Regions from separate parts of the Homo sapiens genome. Here region 2 is linked to region 1. The links are chromatin contacts, found by Hi-C or POLR2A ChIA-PET in ENCODE. All regions are on one chromosome and are shown on one strand. The core of a region is the stretch at or near the end of the contact, and the rest is flanking DNA. Distances in the headings are between cores, read along the strand shown.

Region 1 (3,317 bases), core at 202-2,701:
GTTGGAAGAACGGGTATCCTCCATTTATGAGGGAATCACAGACCAGAATGCCTGCAGGCAAGCCAGGATCTCAGCATACCTGGCCTACAATCCCCCACCCCACTTCATCAAGAGATCCCCAAACACGGAAGAGAAAGGGAACTTGGGAGAAGGGCACAGATCCACAAATCTCCTGCCAGGTGACCCCCATCTCTCCACACAAACACACACACAAAAGAAAAAGAAAGCCTGTACTAGGAAAACAGACCCTTTGGGCCATGGTGGAAATTCTCCAAACTCAATGAAGCAAGTTCTCACACAGATGAGTGCGGGTTGGGCAGGCCAGATGGAGGAAGTGCTCAGGCACCACCGAGAAGGATTCTAATGTTGTTCTCTTTGAGAAAGATAAAGGTAACAATTAGAGCTAATACTATTATATGTCAAGCACTGTGCTATTTTTTTTAACGTCGCTTAATCCTAACTGGCGCCATTTTATTGATGAGAAAACAGAGGCTCAGAGAGGTAAAGCCACTTGCCCAAGTTCACACAGCAGGCTAAGAAGCTGAGCAAGAGCTGACACACTGAACTGAGGCCCTTCTGCTGTCAAAGCCAGGACCCCCTCATCATTCCACCATGAAGGGAGTGGTTTCAGCAGAATCTAGTGGAAAATCTTAAGAATAAAACTACTTACCTCCTGTGACAACCACCCGCCCCACCACCCCAGACTAATGCCGAGCTTGTTAAGTCTCGTCCCGGAGGTGGAAATCTTAATCCCCAAATCTCCACTCCATCCCCGGGGATCCGCCCCACTGTAAGTGCAGAAGGCGGGAAAGTGAGCCGAAGAGCGCCGCACACGGCCAACCGGGGAGTCCTCATCCACTCCGGCCCACTCGGAAAAGCTGGGATGCGGGATAAGGGGATGGTGGTGGTGGCAGCGACAGGGAAGGCAAATGGGGGCTTCCCACACACAGCTCCAGGACCCAAGGTCAGGAACTCTCCATCTCCGACCCAAGCCTGATTCCCAAAACACGCCCAGCGATCCAAGACTCCAGATGCCTGAATCCAAACTCTAGCCCAAGACCCTTGAGTGCCGCCTCCTGCCCAATATCCAAAATCCCTATTAGACGGCCTCAATGAGACGAACCCCACGTCAACACCCCCAATGCCAGGCCCACGGCCTTCTTCGACTCACGACCGTGACCTCTGAAGCCAGTCACAAACCCCTAGACCTGCTGGAATCAGAATCCCCCTTCCCACAGGAGACTGGAACCCGTGCTCAGAACCCCTGCCCCCAGGCCAAGGCCCCACCCCTCCGATTCTGGCCTGGCACCCGGATTCCCGCCCGGCCTCCGTCCCTGACCCCGGACCCTCACCCCAGCCTGACCTGGCTTCATGGCGAGCCCTGGTTTGTGCGGCTCCGGAGTCCGCGGCGTTCACAACTCCACGAGTCCGGGGCTTTCGCACGTGGAAAAGAGCGCAGGCGCGCGGCGACGTGCGCTGCGTGACGCCACCCCGTAGTCCCGCCCCCGGGCCCCTTCCCCGCCCGGAGCTCGGCGCACGCGCAGTGAGCCTGGATTCTCGAGCCTGTCGACACGCAACCCGCTGCCCTCGCTCTCTGCCTTCCCAGCCTTTGCCTGTGCAGCGGTCGCCCTAAACTCGCTTCCGGTTTCCTCTTCCCCAATGCGAGCACCCCAATAATCAGGGCTCATAGCCTTCGCACGGGCTGTGCCCTCTTTTGTATTCCTAGCTAAATCCCTCTGGCCCCTGTACACCCAAAAAGGCTTCCCCAATACATTTCCAGCCCCAAGAACAGTGACCGACTCTGGGCTTCCATTCAAACATCCGAAAAACATTTACAGTGCACCTCGTGTGTACCAGGTGCTGTTCTAGGAGCTGGGAATACAGCGGTGTACGAGACATAAAAATCTCCACTCTCCTGGAGTTCATCTTTTTAATGGAGGAAATAGACACCAAACATGTTGAATGTTTGAAAGCGATAAGTGCTTTGGAGAAAATAACAGCAGGGAAAGGGGATAGAGATTTTGGAGGGCAAATGATTTTTGTTTTTTTGGCACGGTGGTCAAGGAATGCATCAGGAGACTTTTGAGCTAAAGGGCTGAAGGAAGTGAGGAGTGAGGCATGCACCTATCTAGGGGAAGAGAGTTCCAGGCAGGGAAAAGATCTGCAGATGCAGAGGCCCTGAGGAAGGAAAGATATGGGAAGTTGGAGAGACAATGAGGAGGGTGGGTGGGGCAAAGTGAGCAAGGTGGAGAGTAAGAGGAGATAAGGGCGGGTAGCTAACAAGGGCAGATTGTGCGGAGCTTTGTGGGACATAGTGAGGACTTAGGCAGTAAGATGGAACCATGGAAGGGTTCCAAGCAGAGAAGGAATGTGATCTGACACAGGTCCCTCTGGCTGCATGTGGGAAGCAGACTGCAGGAGTGAGGGTGAAAGCAGGAAAACCAAGGACTGGCTGCTGCCGTGAATCAGAAGAAAAGGATGGACAGATCAGAGTGGGGGCAGAGAGCGGCGTCAGGGGTCAACAGATTCTGCTTAAGTATTAAGAATTTTGGGCTTTGTAATTGTGTAATATCAGTATCCATCCCTATATTCATTCTGCAAAGCAAGACAACTGCTGTTATGAGAAGTTACCGAAAAACTCCAGAAGAACCTACCAGTCCAGAGCCTAGATGTTGACTCTGTTCCATTCACTGCTCTATCACTCTAGGCCTAGGACAGCCCTCTGGGTGCCCAGTAAATGTTTGTTGAATGAATGGATGGCCTCATACCGTTGTGAGTTCTCTGTGTACAGTGTTCCAGCTGTGGAATGCCACCAATTTGCACAGAAACATTCCTGAAAGATTGTTTAGATATTATGATGGAAAATCTGCTTAAACTTTTCAGAACCGGTCGGGGCAGTGGCTCACACCTGTAATCCAGGCACTTTGGGAGGCCGAGGCAGGAGGATCGCTTGAGCCCAGGAGCTTAAGGCCAGCCTGGGCTACAGAGTGAGACCTTATCTTTACAAAAAATAAAAAATTAGCTGGGTATGGTTGCTTGCACCTGTAGTCCCAGCTACTCAAGAGGCTGAGGCAGGAGGATCCTTTGAGCCCAGTAGGTCTAGGCTGAAATGAGCCATGACTGCACCACTACACTCCAGCCTGGGTCACAGAGCGACACCCCTGTCCCAAAACAAAAACAAAAACCAAACAAAAAAAACTTTTTAAAAACTATGAGATGAAATAGTTGAGTCTATTCTGGATTTCTAGATGTGCAATGATTCCAGTGGGTCCAATTCCGGATAATGTTACCTATTTCACATGGATTTTACTATTTGC
Region 2 (3,219 bases), core at 577-3,076, 1.5 Mb after region 1:
TGGGGTTTCACCATGTTGGCCAGGCTGGTCTTGAACTCCAGACCTCAGGGATCCGCCCACCTCAGCCTCCCAAAGTGCTGGAATTATAGGCGTGAGCCACCGCGCCCAGCCTGCTGCCACTTTCTATTAATAAAATCCCAGCATTCTAATATTCTAACATTCCAACACTGAGTTCCAACATGCTGAGATACCAATATTCTGCTTTCTCCAACTCCAACATTTGTGGATGTGAATATTTCAAAACAGAATTCTACCACTGTGAGCCCAATATTCAAGGACTCCAATCTGCCAACACTGGTATCCACAATTGGCCAGTGGTGCAGGAATTCCACATGGGCCATCTTCCCATTTTGAATCCCCAAATTCTAGGATTCCAATGTTTCAGCTTTCCTTGAGTCCGACATTTTCCATTTCAGTAATTAACACCAAATTCTAGCATTCTAGAATCCCAGCATTCTAGAACCTCAACCTGCCAACAATTTAGGGATTCAAGATGGTGACCTTCCAACTTTGAATTCCAACAATCACAGGGTTCAACTTTCTAACATTCTGTGATTCCAACACTCCAGCAAGAAAGCAAGGCTGGGCGTGGTGGCTCACACCTGTAATCCCAGCACTTCGGGAGGCTGAGGCAGGCGGATCACGAGGTCAGGAGATCAAGACCATCCTGGCTAACATGGTGAAACCCAGTCTCTACTAAAGATACAAAAAATTAGGCCGGGCGCGTTGGCTCACGCCTGTAATCCCAGCACTTTGGGAGGCTGAGGTGGGTGTATCACGAGGTCAGGAGATGGAGACCATCCTGGCTAACACAGTGAAACCCCATCTCTACTAAAAATACAAAAAAATTAGCTGGGCGTGGTGGCACGTGCCTGTAGTCCTAGCTACTCGGGAGGCTGAGACAGGAGAATCGTGTGAACCCGGGAGGTGGAGCTTGCAGTGAATCAAGATAGCGCCACTGCACTCCAGCCCAGGTGACAGAGCGAGACTCTGTCTCAAAAAAAAAAAAAAAAAAAAAAAAAGGAACCTGATCCCAACATTACAAGACTCCCAGTTCTTTTTTTGTTTTTTGTGGCTGGGATTATAGGCGCCCACCACGCCTGGCTAATTTTTGGATTTTTAGTAGAGACGGGTTTCACCATGTTGGCCAGACAGGTCTCAAACTCCTCACTTCAGGTGATCCACCTGCCTCAGCCTCCCAAAGTGTTGGGATTACAGGCGTGAGCCACCGCACCTGGCACAAGACTCCTGGTTCTTACACCCAGACCTCATCCCCTGAGCCCTCCAAGCTAAAGGAGACAGATGCTCAGCCCAAGCACAGCAGCAGCCAGGTGTCCAACCTGGAGCACCTGGTCAGCAGATGGCAGTCATGCCCCCAGCCTGGAAGGCCTCCATCCAGGCTACAAGGCTCACCTGAAGCAATAGTTGGTGTCCAGGGCTCGGCGGTGCCGGGAGCTTTGCAGATGCTGGGCCCTCTCCAGCGGGGTGGCCATGAGAAGCAGGAAAGGCCGGTTCATGCCATGAATGGTGGCCAGGTCACCTCGGCGGCCGGTAGTGAACCCTGCTTTGGTGTGGGAGTCAGGGGATAGGGGACATACACACACACTCTCAGAGGGATAGATAAGTGGGGCGTGGGGCAGATGGGAACACACACACGCACACACGTCACAACTGGGCATGGCCGGGGAAGCAGGCCTCACCGTTGATGTCCACTTGCAGTGTGTTATCCCTGCTGTCACAGGAGCAGTGGGCGCTAAGGCGAAAGCCCTCAATTTCCCCTGTAGGAGTGGCGAGAGGGAAGCCAGTCTGAGAGTGCAGCTCACCCAGCCCCTGGAGGAAGAGGAAGGAAGGAGCAAACCCCAGGGGCTTCCTTCCTGCCTCCCCCACCCACCCCACTCTGCCCTCTCACTGCAGCTCTCTCTTTTTTTTTTTTTTTTTTTTTTTGAGACAAGGTCTCGCAGCCTCAATCTCCAAGGCCCAAGCAATCCTCCCATCTCAGCCTCCCGAGTAGCTGGGACCACAGGCGCGTGCTACCACGCATGGCTAATTTTTTTTTTTTTTTTGAGATGGAGTCTGGCTCTGTTGCCCAGGCTGGAGTTCAGTGGCGTGATATCAGCTCACTGCAACCTCCACCTCCCAGGTTCAAACGATTCTCCTGCCTCAGCCTCCCAAGTAGCTGGGATAACAGGCATGCGCCACCACACCCGGCTAATTTTTTGTATTTTTAGTAGAGATGGGGTTTCACCATGCTGGCCAGGCTGGTCTCAAACTCCTGACCTCAGGTGATCCGCCTGCCTTGGCATCCCAAAGTGCTGGGATTACAGGCTTGAGCCACTGCATCCGGCCTACACGGCTACTTTTTAAATTCTCTGTAGAGACAGAGGTCTCACTATGTTGCCCAGGCTGGGCTCAAGCAATCCTCCTGCCCTGGCCTCCCGAAGTGCTGGGATTACAGGCATGAGCCACTGCACCCAGCCAGCATCAATCTCTTGAATGAATGAGTGAATGATGTTTTCTAGGCTCCTACAATGTGCCGAAGCCTGTGCTGTGTGCTTGGGACTCAGCATTGACCAAGACAGATGAGCTCCTTCTAGGCCTTTGTCGAACAGCCCAGGACACTCCTCCCAGTGCCCACCTGCTCCCTAATCCCTATTTTTTCTTTTTCTTTTCTTTTTTTTTTTTGAGACGGAGTTTCACTGTTGTTGCCCAGGCTGGAGTGCAATGGCACGATCTTGGCTCACTGAAACCTCCACCTCCTGGGTTCAAGCAATTCTCCTGCCTCAGCCTCCCGAGTAGCTGGGATTACAGGCATGCATCACCACGCCGAGCTAATTATGTATTTTTAGTAGAGACGGGGTTTCTCCATGTTGGTCAGGCTGGTCTCGAACTCCCGATCTCAGGTGATCCACCCACCTCGGCCTCTCAAAGTGCTGGGATTACAGGCGTGAGCCACCATGCCAGGCCCCCTAATCCCTTTTTTTTCATGTGGCCAAACTACTATTTATCCTGTGAGTCTCCACACAATCACCCTCACCCAGCAAGCCCTCCTAGACTCCCCAGATGGGTCCAGGTGCCTTCTCTGGGCTCCCAACAGCACTTAGGGCGTTCCCCCATCCTGCATGCCTCCCTGTCCCAGCCTTGTCCTCCCTGCTGGTGCCTCCCCATCCCATTCTTGATCATTCTAGGTCATTCCTGCCTGGTGGGGCCTTGACAAGATCT

The links. Hi-C counts contacts between places; a loop is a spot of excess contacts on that map. ChIA-PET counts read pairs that join two places held with the same protein, here RNA polymerase II (POLR2A). Pooled maps may share reads with other maps.
Region 2: POLR2A ChIA-PET joins it to region 1 with 25 read pairs in OCI-LY7. The contact joins the enhancer-like site here to the promoter of FBL in region 1. A Hi-C loop is called at or near these places in 1 of 168 maps with a recorded cell type or tissue (naive thymus-derived CD4-positive, alpha-beta T cell) and 6 of 50 pooled maps. POLR2A ChIA-PET finds 5 or more read pairs at or near these places in 2 of 52 experiments (B cell and OCI-LY7).

What each region holds. Positions count from the first base shown.
Region 1 is chr19:39,844,928-39,848,244 of GRCh38, forward strand. FBL (fibrillarin) reads right to left here and starts at 1,452. Exons shown (of 9, transcript NM_001436.4): 1 at 1,364-1,452. The coding sequence starts at 1,373. RefSeq lists an enhancer at 257-997.
Region 2 is chr19:41,340,470-41,343,688 of GRCh38, forward strand. TGFB1 (transforming growth factor beta 1) reads right to left here. Exons shown (of 7, transcript NM_000660.7): 4 at 1,701-1,778; 5 at 1,414-1,561. Among named protein-coding and RNA genes, the nearest start is that of TGFB1, 12 kb to the right of the region's middle. Within about 2 kb of position 1,827, at least 3 of the 41 ENCODE cell types and tissues checked have a DNase peak (open chromatin) inside an H3K27ac peak, as active enhancers do.